2 separate regions of the Mus musculus genome follow, and region 1 is linked to region 2. The links are chromatin loops, found by intact Hi-C in ENCODE. Cell type or tissue: left cerebral cortex. All regions are shown on one strand. Links, peaks and the distances in the headings refer to the core of each region. The heading gives the core; the rest is flanking DNA. Region 1 overlaps Mpped2 (metallophosphoesterase domain containing 2). Region 2 overlaps Gm14015 (predicted gene 14015).

Region 1 (8,465 bases), core at 329-8,328, 200 kb before region 2:
CTTCTTAAAGAAGAAGTAGTGGGAAACTAAGACATACTCAAGTGTGGGTACTGGCTCCCCAAGGGCCAATGAAAAAATAACTGCTAAGCACCAGTCATATATACGCCATGTTGGTGGCTCTCAAGTTACATGTCAGAACCCTTTCCCCTCCTTCTTATCCCTCTTTTGACCCGTGAGGTGGCTCTGGGATGCCTTGGATAGAATTATAATCTGATATGATGAGAGCAGCAGTCACTACGGTTACACAAGGGGGTTAGTACATGCTCTCTTCCTGTGTGCAGGGTTTCTGGTGAGATCCTAGAAATCTGCAGGTTTGTGGCTGGAAAGAGACCAGGACCTGAAACAATTGTTGACTGTAATGCAGTTCTTGCTGCTTTGTTGGTTTCTTTGAGGCTTCAGTTAGATCCCTGGAGTGAGGGGCACCACTTCCTTCCCCCTCATTCACCCTGCCTCAGTCTCAAACCATCAGCTCTGAAGTCACAGAGAAGTGTGGGTGCTTTGCTCCCAGGTATTCAAAAGCTGCTGTGGGCCCCTTTCTTTGTCTTTCCTTTCTTTAATCCCTCTCCCTCTCTCTCTCTCTCCCTCCCTCCCCCTTCCTTTCTTCTTTCTTTTTATTTCATGGCTTGGGAAGACTCCAAATTTTGAGAGAGAAAAAAAGAGAGGAAGAAGAAAAAGAAAAAAAGAAGAAGAAGAAAGTGAAGAGTGCTTCCCAGTCAGAAACAATTCTTTGTGAGCAAACCTGGTCTCCTTCACTGGGCCAATTATAGCCCGGAGACGGATTTGGTTTCAAAGCGCAGCTGCTCATTTGAATCAGGATAAGCATGGTTATGGTTAATTTTTTTCAATGAGAAAATAGTGATGAATCTAATATAAAATAAAGATATCTGTAAAGTTAGACTAAAAAGAAATGTCTGAACTCAAGAAGGCCATCAATTTGGAAACACTATCCAGAGAATTTTTTTTTTTTCAAATCAGAGGGAGCAAGGCTCAGGAAGTGACTACACATGAAACAGTACACCTTGGAGACAGGTTGAAACAAAAGTCACAGTAGTCAGACAGGTAACTCTACACCCCAGAAGATGCAGCTGTGGGGGACTTTATGGGAAGCACTGAGACCTCAATGCACGTAGCTGTCTCCTTTACGATCCACTTGGCAAGTGGAACGCAAGTCTTTACGATTTTTGTGAATAAAAAAAGTTTTAAAAGTAGGAAGCAATAACATTTAAAATCTTATGACTTTATAATATTATTTTACCAACAAGAACAAACAAAACGATCTTTAAAACTACACACGATACTGGTCACACAAGTATTTTTGCTTTGTAGGAGTTTATTGCCTAGAACACATTTAACTTGAACACTTCCCTATTTGCATGTTTCAATTAGGAGCTTACTAATTAAAAAGATGCCATACTCAGTCTTCCTCTTCTATATAAAATGTATTTCTCAGGGATAGATTTTTTTTTTTAATGACTTAAGAGTGTGAAACCGAATCCCCTTCTAAGTCTTGTTGAGAATAACAGAAGGCGAAAGGTCCTTTTTCTCTTCACATCAGATCAAGTCTTCTCTTCTGACAGGAAAAATAGCCAACTAAATAAAAACCACCTTACTCTAAAGATGTAGTTTTCATTCATCACATCCGACTCTTTCTAGTTCTCTCTACTGTTTGAACCACATCAAGTATGTTGTCAACACTTCTTCCAAACCCAAAGCTGGTCCTTGCCCGAGGGGAGGGTCTGTCCTCTGCTGGGGCCTCACTGTAGCTGCCTTCTCTCTGAACAGTCTGCATGCTCAGCTGTGGAGCATCACTGGTTTTCTCAATGATGTCCCTAATGAAGAGGGTTTGCGGGTAATCACACCAAACAGACTACCTAAGCAATCTCACACCTTGCTTTCAATTGACTCCTGCCTTGAAACTATATGAATTACAAAATCCTTCAAAGACCGTGGGAGAGCAAGCCAGTGAAGTCAGCACTCCGGGAACTGAGACAAGAGGGTCATAAGTTCGAAGCCAACCTGGAGTGTTTCTATAATTAGCTGCATCGTAAAAGAGAAGGGAATTGAAAGAGAAAGTAGAGAAAGGAAAGAACATGTGCTCATTTCTTACTGGGCCTTTTAAGGTCAATAACTATTAATTGTTGTGTTAACTTTTTTTTCAAGGAGAAATGTGAGGAAATCTCACAATGGCTTCTGAGTCACAGGCCTTAAGAATATCTTCTAAACAACCAAGAAGACGTGTATTTCAAAGTGTTCACTAAAAATGTGGCAATTGACTTAAGTTGGATTTTTTTTTAATCATGTAAACTACTTTCTGTAGCCAACTGCCTGAAGAGCTTCAAATTGCTTTATAGTCCCAACCAACAGTGACTGGCATTTAGTCTTAGTAAGCAGTTGTCACTAGCGACAGAAAGTGATTAGCAATCACTTGCTACACGACATGAGACAGTCTTAAAACTCCCATTTACCCCCTACTGAACCAATATCTTAGCTCATTCTAGAGGGCTCCAAAGAGAATTTCTCTCCTAACCGACATAAATGAAAATACAGCCCTGGCTCTGAAGAACACAACAAACATGGTCACAAAGGAAAATGAGAGCCAGCACCCTAATACTAGCTCGAGACACTTTAGCTGGAGAAAAACAGCCTGTATCCCATAACATTTTATGATACCAAATGAGATGCAGGCAAAGTAATTTCACTTATGTGATTCACTTACAAGCAATGCAAATGCAATCTTGCTGATTACATTTAAAACAAAGGCCCGAATTTGCGTATTTATAGAGCAGACCCATAGTCATGCAAAAATCATGTTTTCCCCCACCACTACCACCCAGTGCGGAACAAAAAGAAAACAATCTGTCTGAGGACCTTTTCATTTGTGCAGAAAGAAAAATGATGCTAAGGCGAATCGGGGTTGGCTCAATGTGCTTGATAATGTGGCTCCCAGTGCCCTCAATAAAAACCAAGGTCAACTATGTGAGTGATCGCTGGCTGAGGTGTTCAAGCCAAAGGCAGACACTAGCCTATGCTTATTTTATTTTTTAGGTGGTCAAATGCATTGTTCAGTAAGCATTTACATGTGTGTCTGACCTGAAACCTTCATTTCTCTGGGTGGGTGTGCATGTGTACACACACAAATATTTGTATGGAGACAATATAAAGTATAACTTCTACACTGAAGTAACGACAGCTGTGACAAATATATACTCACTAGTTGCCGCCTCAGAGGGAATAGTTTAAGAATTCTGTCTAGTAAGTTGAGTCTTGGGCACCCCGGGGATATTATTTCAACCATCATCCCAAACCGAGAGCTTTGATAATTTTTCTATCATAAAAATCCAACAACTGAATGTGACGTTTAACTATTTCAACTACAAGTGGAGGTCACCACCACATGCCATCTCTGACCTTCCAAGAAGAGCACTGGAGACCCATCCCCAGTAATTTCCCATTTCCTGAGATGCTCAGGTCTTAAAGACAGAACAGATACTATTGGATTACACACACACACACACACACACACACACTCCACCCCCAGCCAGCAAACAGATGTCCAGCTACCAGCCACAGCACCTACAGCCTAGGCATCTGGCTTAGAACTGACTTACAGCTAGACTTGCAACATCCTAGTCAAAGAGGACCGCTGCCAAGCCCACTTGGGCCCAGCTGTAGTTGTAACATGAAAAGTTTCATGTGATGCTTCCCACCTGCCACAATGCATTTTCCAAGAAGGAAATTGCATGTGTCTAAAAACGCTCCCCAGAGAAGGAAATGACTGTGGCCACAGGGTTTTTCAAACCCTCATAAGGATGACACACTTCGATGATCTACAAGGGATGGCAACACCAGCTACTAATAGAAGTAATTTTCCAAACAGCGACACCAGCTCCTTCTGGCTAGAGACACCACTTCAAACAATAACCTTTGGGAACGTCTCAACAGAGAAGATCCTTTCAAGTTACTCTGGATCTTGACTATGCCACCCTACACAGGTCTCAAAACTACACGCAAAGTGAACTTATAAAAATATACTGGGTTGACACAGTGAAACTTCTTCATATCTCCAAATAGAAAGACCTAGAAATGCGAAGGTTTGCTCATTTCCACACAGTACAAGCAGTGGGCCGGAAAGCATCTAACTTGTTTGGAATGTAAGCCATCATCCAAGCCCATGGCATATGGCTGCACACTTCTCAACTCCCACATCATAGCAAAAATGCAATCACCGTCCAAGTGTGGACAAGCTCAGTGTAAGAAATGGCAGTGCTTTACAGAACCCACTGGGCTTCAAGATTCTGCCAGGCTTGAGAGGGAGAACGGGACACAGAGTGGCAAGAAGAGGGGGAAATGTTCTGAAATGAAAGCAAGGCATGCTCTGCCAGTGTAAAAAAAATGGCTACTTTTTAAAAAGTAGTTTTCCATTGCATGGCACCCCTTGCAGGGAGCCTATCTTCCTTCAGGGTTAGGAGAAGAATCAGACGTGAGACCCTCTTAACTGTCCTGGTACATGTCTGCAGGGAAAACTTTGGAAGTAACATTGAAAGGCCATTTAGGAGAGTCAAGTCCAATCCCCTTAAAAGGTTTATTTTAGATATGCCTTAAAGAAACTCTCCCTTGATTCTCTGACTCGGTCAGCATATATTGTCTGCCTCTAAGTGTGGGTTCTCCAGGGATTAAAAACCCATTAAGAGTCACAAAGGAACATACTGTAGTGAAACCCAGCAAAGCTCTGTGGTTTCCTCCACTTCTCTGAGCTGTTAATAAGCTACAGGTAAGGTTCTCTACTCATGTTTCCCTCACCGTGAACTTATGAGTAGATGTGTGTGGTGTGTATGTGTCCCATCCTAACTTGACTATTACATTATTAATAATGTATGATGACTTTAGCACATGTTAGTTATGGAATATTTGATTGTCTTCATAATTGACAAGAACTAGGTGGTTTAGGGGTCTACGTTATTCTGCCTGCTATACCCACTTATGTATCAATAACAGTTTATTAGTATACTAGGTGCTGTCTTACATACAGGGGATAGAGAAACAAAATAGCCACAGTCTTTGTTTGGCATACTACTTTCAATAAGTACTTATCAATTGATCAACTGTGACACTCACTATCACCCTGACATGGAGCCAAACTATTTCTCTTTCTCATGTTTAAAAAAAAAAAAAAGGTTGTATCAAAGGACTGTAGAATCCCAGAGTACCCAATCATTACTTCATGTGCCATATGAGAGGTGCCAACAAGCCTTCCTTAACACTTTGATGAGCAAGTGATAAGAAATGGGAGGGAAAACTCTAAGGAAGAAATCTGAAGCAAGCAAGGTAAGGCAGAGAGAAGTAAGTATGAAAGTGAACATGTTGTTGCGGCAGCATCTCTCAGCAGAGGCGATTCAGAGGAGGAAAGAGCTACTTAAACCTTCAGTGAGGGCTGGGAGATGCACTTCATAATGGTGGGTTCAGGAGCACAGCAGGATTCAAAAATGAGCCAACCTTTATCCTATTCTCAAAGAACTTCCACCCTAGAAAGGGAACTGTTCATACCTAGCACTGTCAATGGAGACTTTTGCCAAGCTGTGAATTCAAAACCCAAAGTAGCAGGTGCTAGAATGATTGTTGGGTTAAGTCACGTGACACCAAGTAAAGTGCTCTCTTGCTCTTTCTATCATGTAGGGCTTTGCGGGGGTGGGGTGGGGTGGGGGTTGCTTTTGTTTTGTTTTGTTTTGTTTTGTTTCTGCTGTGGGTACAGACACCAACCAACAGAAAGGAAAGCAGTTTTTTTTTCCATATTTCTTTACCATTCCCCAGAATCTCATAGTTCTCTCTCCATATCACATGGACCACAAAAAAATGTTTTATATGTCTGTGGTTTCCTCTGCTTGTCCCCAGGGTCTGTGCTCCCTGAAGTTGTTCGCCCTCTGTGTGAAGGAGTACACACACACACTCCAACCACACAGGCTTGCAAAGGCAGGCTCAAGGTGCTGCACACCTACACAGCCCTGACCACACCGGAGAGCCTGCCACCTCCAAACAAGCTAGCCGTGATAACATCCAAACGAATAAACACATCCCTAAGACTTATTACAGCTCAGGAAATGTAAGTATGATATATAAATCAGCTCCTTTAACATGCCCCTTGTCTCTGGAGAAATGTAACAATTGCCCCCCCCCCCTTACAAGTAAGAAAACTGAAAAGTTAACTTCACCAAGTCACGCACAACAGATCAATACATAAATAATAACTGAGTTTAAAAACAAAACCAAAACAAACAAACAAACAAACAAACAATCATGTGGCCATAAGTTACTCCATTTTCTGGGAAGCATTTAGACATTTATTTTTTTTTATTTTTTTATTTTTCTGGGGATTTTTCTTCTTTTTCTGAGGCTCTGGTACTACAGTTTAGCTGCCCATGCTTAGAACTCTACTGCATTCTTCCTCTGACAGACCAGATTCAAACTTCTACAATCCGCGTTCCCCAACACTACATTCTAGTGAACTCCTCAAGCGAGAAAGGTTGACTTTATATTTCTAGACCTCACAATCCATTTCAAAACTGTTTATTATACCTTTTATGTCGAGCTTAACTACATTTTCTTAAATCCTGAACACCCACACTTTTAAAAGGGCCGACAGAGAGACAGAGAAGGAGAAACAGGAAGAACATGTGATTGGAACAAAGTCACTGGATTCTACATACAAGGACCACCTTCCTGTGCCCTCTCCCAGTTCCGCGTGGGAGTAAACAAGACACAGAAACCTGGATAGACTGGTGGTTCCTACAAACATTTCCGACCTCATCACGCCTCTCTGAACTGACTCCAATTCATCAAAGATGTAGGTACCAGTTATATATGGCATCATCCATTAGCTGAAACGCACCAATAAATTTCCAAAATGTAGACTCAGCAATAAAAAAAAAAAGTGGAGAAATCCCGCATCTATTGTGGAACTCCAAGCAGCCCCACCTCCTCTGTGCAATCTCGAATCATGCATAATGCAACACCACAGCCACTAACAGCAGGCGCGCACCAGATAATTTACACTTGTTTTTATGGACACGAGGAACTGATCTTTGAAGCTGTCCCTAATGAGATTCCGCTTGGCCCTAACAGCATCCTGAGAGAGTGTTCCGGTGTTTTCTACTTGGCATCCATCCGGTGCATATTTATAATGCACAATACAGGCTCATTTAAACCGTACGGGTGGCTTTTGGTGTCTTCTCTATTTTAGAGATTGTCATATACTAAAAAGGACTGACTCCTCAATTACTAAACCCTGCTTTGCCCAAATAATGTCACTGCCAGTTGCTATAGGTACCTTTCAAAGAGGCAGGTCCATCAAAGGGCTTCTACCTGCAGGGCAGAAAGCTGCACCAACTCTAACCCTGCTTGTAAGTCCAGAGACTCAATTAGGTCTTCAGCCAAAGGGCATCCCCAGAAAGGCTAATTACATAACCCATCTGGGCAGCCACAGCCACAGAAAAAGCTGGGGAGAAACCCTGGAGTCAGTCACCTAAATTAAAAACTTCCTACCCCCAAAGGGCTTACAATGCAACATCAACAGCACTCTCTTCTTCTCTCTCCTCCTCAGGGGTCTTTGCCCTATGTAAAATTCTCTCTTAAGCCTGGAACCTTAGAGCAGGGTTTTTTCCCCCACTCCCCCTGGGGATTTTTCTTCTTCTACTTGCCTGGTACTACAGGAGTCTACAGTTTAGCTGTTCACACTTAGAATTCTACCACAGTCTTAGTCTGACTTTTATTTGGTTTCCCTGTAAGTCCATTTTTAAAATGTTTTATGTGTTTTTGTAACCTCAAAGTCGTAATCAGAGTTTTATCCATATTTAACCCAAAGCCCAGACTGTCAAAAGGCTCTGTAAGAGCTTCTGTTGTTGTTTGGTTTTGATTTTCTCACTATGTGGACCAGGCTAACCTTGAACTCACAGAGACCCACCTGTCTCCTCAATGCTGGGATCAAAGGTGTGCACCACCACACCCACCTATGAGATCTTTAAGAATGTAGACAGGAGCCATCAAGGCAAGGGTAAGGTGGTTAGGGTCCTATAGAAGAACTAAGTATAACTGCATATACACATGGAAATTGGATACTGAAACCGATAGTAAACACTACCTTGTTTACTAAGTTACTAAGAGAAAGTTTTGAGATAAAGAATGAGTGTACTATTTCAAAAACTACAAAGACGCTGTTAAAAATCACAGAATAAAAGTGGTTTGCTTTACACAAAACTCATGACTCCTGTTATGACAGTTAGCTCATTTTCTTGCTCAGTCTTCATTGCAAGCATACTCTATGCAGTGGGTATAGTGGGGACTTGTTACTCAGATTCCTAGTACGTTAATCTTACAGTTGGAACCCTCAGCCCACAGTCACTGACTTCTGACAGGGTCAATACATGAGCGCAGTAACTGGGTTCACACAATGTGCTTTCTCAGTCCTCACCTTT
Region 2 (8,465 bases), core at 80-8,079:
TACAGACATGTCTGTCCCTGACAGTATCCCCTTCATGGTTCAAAGAAAAAAACTGAACATCAAAACCTCCAGATGGAGTTGCTCCAGTTACGGGAAGGTGGCCACTGGACGAAAATTGCCATCTACAGACAAAATTACTGTCCAGAAAAGGACACAAAATGTGGGATAGCTTACAGCTTGGCTCTGCCAATACAGAGTAAGGTAGTCCTTCATAATTCCTGCTTCATTTGAGGTCTGTCAGATGATCTTGGGACAGAAGCCTGAAAACTGATTCTTCAACATTTTGAGAAATGAGGAACTGTCCAGGTAATCAGCTGTCTCTACAAATTGGTTAAGTTTGGAAGCTATGCTTTGTGCTTCCTATATTTTTCAGGTAATATTAAATTTGTTCTTGGATTTCTGATAGGGTTAAAGACCAGTAGCCTCATAATCAAACTCAAGTTGTTTAGCATTGAGAGAGGTGATATAGATTTGAAAGGATGGTTTTCAGATGGTAATGCAAGCTAAAGTCAGAACATAATTGAGGTATGGAATTGTAAGCTTTTTAAGTTAGGATAGATGATAGAATGCTTTATCTAAATTGACAAATATGAAAGACTAGGTATTAAGTGTATATTATATATTTTAATTTGCATAATTTTGAGGGTTGTGTTCAATTTATATCTGAGATAAAAGAGACTTTAATTGGACAAAAATGGGGAAATGTTATGGGTTGCTGTGGTACCAGTTACGTTTTGATGTTAATGCTGCTTCCTCAAGAGGGGCTGCCCCTAAGAAGGCTCACATACTCAGGTAATCTCATTGAACCATCTCCCTATTCTTACTAGTCAAGTAAAGGCTAGAGCCTATGATTGGACTGTGGAATGGAAAGGTGGGGCCTCATATTGGAGAGGAAGAAGGAGAGAGAGAGAAGTTGGAGGAGGAGGAGGAAGAGGAGGAGGAGAAGGAAGCCAGTATGGAACAAAACCATGTGGCCAGGAAAAAACTGCAAGTAGCAAAGGGTCTCATAGGTGAGGATAGTGATAGATCTTCCCAATCTAGGCATATAGTTATAATTACTGAGTTGTATGATTTTTTATATGGGCTTATTGGGGTTAGATATTACTGCAAGACCTCCAGGAGAAAAATGGGGTCTTTGCCTTTGCCAGCTCTCCAAGACTTTCTGTAACCCCCTTCTTACATCACTCTAATTAGCCATATTCTCCCATGACCATATTTTCTTATTCTGCCTTGGTGGTCAAATGCCCACCTCAACTCCCAATCTTCTCATAATTGCTTTTAAGGACCTCTTTAATCATATATGACCATTTCTCCACTCTCACATCTTTTACTTACTTGTGGCTTCAACACAGGGGTTCCTACTACTCCTGTGGGAACCTGTATTCAGCCTTCCACATCTGATGAGTACAACAAAAGTCCTTGGGATTTCCTCTTGTGAAGGGTAATTTGTACAGTTGAAGGACATGAGGAACATGTCTTGCCTGGGGAACAGGAAAGGGAAGTAGTGGATATATGACCCATGAGACAGGAAGTATGCTAATGTTCCTGGATTGCTATAACAAACTCTAATGGACCATTATCTTCAACAGTAGACATGCATTTCCCATCCTTCTGGAGGCCAGAGCTCCAAGACAAAGATGTTTGCTTCTCCTAGGCCTCTGTCTTTTGACTACCTTCTCTCTGTGTCCCCAGATGACCATGTTTCTGTGCGTACCCATCACTGATGTCTGTTCTTTTTCTTATAAGCACCCAGGCACGCTGAATCAGTGCCATCTCTGTGATCTTATTTAACTGAAATCACTTTTTAAAAGGCCTTATTTTTAAGGCAAAATTCTGAGGTAGCAGAGATTAGAACTTTCATGGAATTTTGTGGGTGCACAGAGCATGCCTAATAATTGAGATCAGGGTTGGAAGGGCTTTGGGTGGAATAATAATTTTGATTTTGAAAAACATAGTGGAATAAAGGCTTTTAAGGACTGCAATGACAAAATTAGAGAGTTTGGCTAGTAACGTTGACACAGCAAGAAGTAATCAATGAAATTTATCATGAACAACAGGTAGAAGGTTGATATCCTGTCTATGCAAGAAACACCATTTAAGGAATGGCTGTTGGCCCTGTGCTAGAACAAATGTTGTAGGTTACCCTTGCCCAGGATGCTTCCCATTTCTCATTTCTGGAGTACAAACATGTTACAGTATTCATGTGGTGGTCATATGGCAAGCTGCTGAAGTCAGTTCTCCTCTAACCATGCAGGTCCTGCAGATCCAACTCAGGTCATAAGATTTGATAGTAAGCACCCTTTACCCACTGAGATATCTTGCTAATCCATTATTTATTATTATCATTATTATTATTATTATTTTGCCATCAAGTTGAACTAAAAAATTAAATGCCCCACGTGGGGTGCAGGAGTGAAGCAGGAAACCAGAGTCTGGTCAGTAAGAAGGGTCCAGCACTGGAATATAGGGCCCAATGTGGACCTGAGGTCTGGGATTTGTACTTAAAAGCCATGTGAGAGGAGGGGAGGTAGAGCCACACCCAAGAGTTCAAGGGCCTGGAAGGATCCAACTTATAAAAGGGGAAAACTCTAAGCCCTTATTCTGGAAACCCTCAAAAGCAGGATGACTGCTCAGAATGTGGATGGGGGAGGTGGGGATATAGCGACAAATGACAACATGAAATACTCTCTGTACATGGAATGTCTGAATTGATGGGACTGGAGATGTAGTTCAATGGTAGAGTGTCTCTCTAGCATGTGGAAAAACCCCTAGTTTGAGCCTCAGTACTCACTCCCTCTGAAAAATCTAAATTTATTTCCCTCATCTGGCAAGGAAGCCCAAACCAAATATTAACTCAACATTTATTCCAGAACCTGAAACTCTACTATTAAAACGACTAAAGTATATAAAGTAAGAAAGAGAAAAATAAATAAGAAAATTTGATTTCCACACATTTGAACAATAGTGAAGTATGAAGAAATTGGAAGAAAATTCACTCTTAAAAGGAAAAAAAAATGTTCCCTATTCCAAAGAACATATAAAATGTTTCAAGTTTTAAAGAATCTAAGTGACATGAAGAATGACTTCCAAATACTATAGACTAATTATTTTTGCAGGGTTTTAGAAAGGAAGAGATAGCCAGGCAAAGATGGCACACACCTTTAATCCCACCACATGAGAGGCAGAGGCAGACAGGTGGATCTCTGGGAGTTCAAGGCAAGCCTGGTCTACAGAGAAAGTTCCAGAACAGCCAGGACTGCACAAGGAAACTCAGCTTTGAAAAACAAACAAACAAACAAACAAAACAAAAACAAGAAGGGAAGCTATAGAACTAATACAAATATTCAGGAGTGTGTGTGTGTGCGTGCTTGTGTAAGGATGTGTGTTCACTTATGCATATGCATGTACACATATGCACTCATGTAGGAGACATGATGCTTATTTTCCAAAGCCCAATGTCAATATATCTTTCCTAAATATAGGAGTCTGAAGAGACGGCATATGTGTATTGTTTAAAAGTGGGGAGTGTGGTAGCGCAGCAGAGGATTTCAGCTGGAGAGTGGAAAGGGGTGACTAGAGGCTTTGGAGTTGCTCTGCTGCTATTTCTAGACACTTGTCCCTTCCTTCATCCTCAGAATTCCTGGTGATTTTAAAGCAGATGGCATGAGACTACACCATCTGTTCCCTCTCTGTCATAGTCGCCTGTCCCCCACTCACCTCCCAGTCTCTGGAGATTTTACACCCACTTACTGTCCCTCTTGCTCTCTCCTGTTACTTCTACCATTATCCCTGGGAACTTCAGTATTCATGTCCTGCCTCATTACCTCCTACAACGTTTGTAAATTTTAAGATATTTATTTATCTTCTGTGTTTGGGTGGAAGTGCACGTGAGCCATGGCTCAAGTGTGGCAATCAAAGGACAACCTGTGAGGGTTGGTTCTTTTTCCACGAGTGCCAAGGACTGAGCTCAGTTCACCAGGCTTGGCTTTGGGTGCCTTTAACTACTGAGCTATCTTGTTAGCAGGAGACGAGATCTATAGCCTTTCCTCCATGGTGACTCTAGAGGTCTTGAAACTTACTCCTTCCAAAAGCTCTAATGTCAAGTACCTCTCAAAACATCAGAATCTTAATCGGAGTACTTACCTTAATTATCCAGTTTACTTTACCAAACCCTCTGCATTCCAGCTGCTTCCAATGCCTCTTATCAATCTTTGGTCTCATTTTCCTTTTTATTCAAACTAGGTCAATAGTTGACAGCTATGAAAACTCTTGTCTACCTATATGCCTATGTGCTTATATATATGCGTGTGTGTGTGTGTGTGTGTGTGTGTGTGTGTGTGTGTATGTATGCATCCATTCATCCACTCAAGCAACCATCCATCCATCCTTATACCTATCATCTATCCATCTATTCATCCAACCATCCATCCATCCATCCATCCATTCTCTTACCTTCTTTGTCCTTTCCTCTTTCTTTTTCTCTTCTCCTCTTAAAACTCAGACCAAATTTGAAATCTGAGCATTCAAATAGAGCTGTAGGCAAAACAAAAGTTAATAAAACAAATCCATGAGACTATAAAAAATAGTTTTCCTTTCTGTTTATATCCCTGATGACAAGAGAGTCTCCAGTACAGCTTGGAAATCCTGCCACACTGCATCACTCAATTTGCTTTTCTTTCCACTAAGATCATGATTCCAACTTTTCCCTCCACTTTCACTTTCAGCAAATCAGGAACAACAAGCAAAAGAGAAAACTGCTGTTCAAATCCTAGTCTTCCTGGCCACCACCTCCGTGACCACTGAGCTCAGTTTCCTTGTCTGGATCAGGAGGAAGATAAAAACAAGCCTCTAGATAGGAATAGTCAAGATCTATGTCCTATTAATAGAATGCTAGCACAACAGAGAGAAATATCTCTTATTCCATCACCAAAGCTTCCACTCTACCTGCAGGTACACCCAACGGCCCCACTTCCCCTTCTGAGACATGCACCTGATCTACCAGCCCCTTACATGTTTATCTATAGCTTTGCCTTCCACACTTGCACAATGATAAGTCTCTTCTATCCAAGGATAGGCCCTCTTCTCTATTCAATGACTTTGTTTTTGCAATTATCTCCTCTCTATAAAATCTCCTTTATATGTTCTGCTCACTAGATCATTACAACAGACAAACATTCTAGTATATATACTACCTTAAAAGTCTTGCTCTGAGGTTCCGATTCTCTTTTCACTCCTCTGGTTGCTTATGTAGGGACAGTCTTGGAAAGAGTCAAGTTTGCTTTTCTTTGCCTCACTCATTCAAACTCCCACAGCATCTCTTGCAAAGGTTCATCCTTCCCAGCACTCAGATGATGTCTCCATCTTCCTTCATGAACTAGCTGAGAAGCACCATTCTCCTAAGATCCAAGACCTCCTCTGATGTTTTCATTTCCTTAAGTTGTCTAAACAAATGCAACAGACTGGGCAGCCACTGGGGCAGCAGAAGTGTGTTCTCTCACAGTAGTGGGAGCTGAGAAGTCAAGATGAGGTGGTGGCCAGTTCTTTTCCTGATGAGGACTTACTTCCTGATGGCCACCTTCCACTGTGCCCCTACATGTCTTTTATTTGAAGAGAGGACAAACTCTCTTTTCCTCTTATTTGAAAGCTACAGCTTCTGTGGAAGTAGACGCTGCTCACAGATCCTTGCTTAGTCTTAATCATACCCCCAAAGTCTTCCATTCTAAAGTTCTTACTCTAGTCACACAGAGGGTACGCTTCAATACACAATGCTTCTAGGAGGACAGCTCAGTTCATTTCTGCTCTCTAGAGCACAGCACATTTCCAGATTCTGTCAGCGTGGGTCTTTCTACTCTCATGGTGTCCTCCTCTCTCAGGGGGCTTTTGTAGATACCTCATCTCAAATAGCATTTTTTTCTTTCCTTTTTTTTTTTTGTAATTTTTCCCTCTGTTCTTTGTAAATGAAGCTGAATCTTAATGCCTGAGCCCTGGTGCTGACTGCTCTGGTTTAAATAGTTTCTTTCACTCAAAACCTTTATGACCTTGGCAAGGAAAGTTAACACATAGAGCCTTGATGTCCTCATCAATAGCGTGAAGATATTTAGGCCCCTCTCATGTAGCTTGACATGTGCCAAACCACTGATGTTTGGAACAATTTAAGAATTCAGTAGAAGACCGGAAAGGATCGAGAGACAAACAAGAATTAAAGATGCAAACTCTGCTTGTTTAAATAGATTACCGTTTCCTATTTTCCTTTCCTGTTCTGAAAAAACAAATTAAAACTCCAAGCATAGGAAAGAAAACATTCAGCCTTTCTGAACTGTGTGGTAGCCCTCATGCCTAGAACTCTGCAGAATGAGCTAAACATCTACACACATTTGTTGAAAGATTCAAAGGGTGAACAAGTGGAGTCCGAGGAAATGTGCTCTGTAGTAGGATGCACAGCCAAGAACTCAGCAGAGGAAGACTTAAGTCATGTGTCAATCATAGGAGCTTTGGTGGTTTGAGTGACAATAATAACCATAATTTATTGAGGCACCTTGCTAAGTGTGCTAATCTGCACAATGACCCTAACAAGGAAGCCATTACCACCATTTTATAGATGACAGAACCTTTCAGTAGCTCTGTGGGATAGAAGCAAGACTGGAAAGGATTGAGAGATGAGCAGGAATTAAAGGTGTAAAGTAAATTCTATCCTGATGGCAACTTGTTTAAGTAAATCAGCCTGTATGAGAGAAGTCAACTGGTAGAGCATAACCTGTCATGCAAAACAGAATTTAAAAAAAAAAAATCCAAATTTCTCAGCTTTATGCCTGTTTACTTGAGTAGCTGATTCTTTTAGGCCTCTCTACTTAGAACTCAGAGATGATATAACAACCACTCTAGATGAGATTTCTGGATGCTTTTAATGGAAGTACCCATAAAGATCCAACTGGGTTTTTGATTCCATATGGACACAGTCTCCATCAGAAGCAAAACCCTGGATCAAGTAAGATTTTCCCCACCACTGATCAGGGACAGGATAGTGGAAACCTTTGGGGATAGACCTATGGAAAAGGACAGCTTCCCATGATGTCAGCCTTTATTTCTGGAAGCTGGTACTTGGGTGCTTGGGTAGCTCTTTCTTGGAGCACTTAAGACATAGATGAATGGAACATTTAAGACAACCAGAGAATTGACCACCTTCTGCTTTCTTCCATTTTGATGATGTGAGCTAGACTCCTCTGCATGTACACCCTGCCTGTCATTTTTCAGTTTCCCAAGATAGATTGGGGAACAAACAGGTCTGTTAGACACTCTCAGGTGCACAATGCTTAAAGTTATGCCTTTTGTTTTCAACAAAATGCAGACATATTATTAGTTTTCCGAAAGGCAGAAAACCACTAGCTGTGGCTCTATTCCATTGGTAAGCCCATATCCCTGTCCTGTGAAGAAAAAAAAATATAGATACAAGCATGCAGCCACCCATGTTTATTTCTGTATCTCTGCTAGGTTCCACCGTCTGTGTCCCCTGCAGCCTTGTCTCCTGGTTTCTATTTCTCATCAGCTTTTTTCCAGCTCTTATTTTTCTTATTCTTTAGTCCTGGCTGTTTGGTTGTTGATAAAGATACCTGCTAGGGCTTGGCAAGGGCCACTGAGTAGCTAGAAAACCTGGTTCGTGCACTTCTCACTCAGAATATTGGAAACTAAAGCAATCACGGGTCTACTTTATTCTAATTGCTGTTCTAAATGCACAGCTTCCATATCGCTACCATGACCTTTCCTGTTCCGTCCTGTGCTAGCACTTCCCTCACACCCTGGGATTTTGAAGTACCCACTGCCCCATGGTTACCTGCAGGTCGGTTTGTTCTGAAGCACTACACTGTGCATCTCTGCTCCAGGTGGCAAAGGGTTAACAGTCCCCAGCGCCTACTGAGTTGTAAAAGGAACTGCTGAAGCTGATCAATGACCACTGTTAAGACCTGGAAACCAATTATAAACCTGAAATTTGTGATGAACAAAGCCCCGAAACACTAGGATGAAAACTACTGAATTAGTCCAGTTCATTAAAATCATTAATAGTCATGAAATGAAAACCACCAGAGTCCAAAAAGGCTTAATGCTCTATCCATATTAATTAGATGGGAGCAAACCTGAGCTGAAAGGCAGCACATGCTTTGTAGAATTAGCAATTGGTCTCTACAGACTACACAGATCTCTATTAAAATTCAGTTTAATTAAAATTGATCACGTTAAGAAACTGATGTGGTTAATTAACTGAATTCCTGGACTCCTTTTCTTTCGTTTCACAGGCGCCTTACACACCCCGTTTGTGGGGTGACACTGTGTTGCACAGAGCAAATCCAGTTGCAAAGGTTAACTCTCTGTGTTCCTGGAGCTGATAACAACCGAAGAGAAGGGGGATGGAGGGGCGGGAGGAAGCTAAGCTTTGCCTAGAAGCAAAGCTGAGCTAACCCCGGGGAGATCCG

Evidence for each region. Hi-C counts contacts between places; a loop is a spot of excess contacts. Peaks named below come from ENCODE experiments on the same cell type or tissue, not always from the same donor. Only the 100,000 strongest peaks of a DNase experiment are listed, where the experiment ranks them.
Region 1: it touches region 2 in a loop (9-fold over the local background); 2 of 42 quality-filtered maps call a loop at or near these places.

Annotation. Positions count from the first base shown.
Region 1 is chr2:106,714,809-106,723,273 of GRCm38, reverse strand. All of the region lies in intron 2 of Mpped2 (metallophosphoesterase domain containing 2), which reads right to left. Among named protein-coding and RNA genes, the nearest start is that of Gm29885, 21 kb to the left of the region's middle. In left cerebral cortex, for the core only: no CTCF peak of the experiment used is centred there; DNase peaks (open chromatin) are centred at 3,695, 4,175, 7,095 and 7,389; H3K4me3 peaks cover 287 bases.
Region 2 is chr2:106,512,650-106,521,114 of GRCm38, reverse strand. All of the region lies in intron 1 of Gm14015 (predicted gene 14015), which reads left to right. Among named protein-coding and RNA genes, the nearest start is that of Gm14015, 6.2 kb to the left of the region's middle. In left cerebral cortex, for the core only: no CTCF peak of the experiment used is centred there; a DNase peak (open chromatin) is centred at 3,649; H3K27ac peaks cover 336 bases.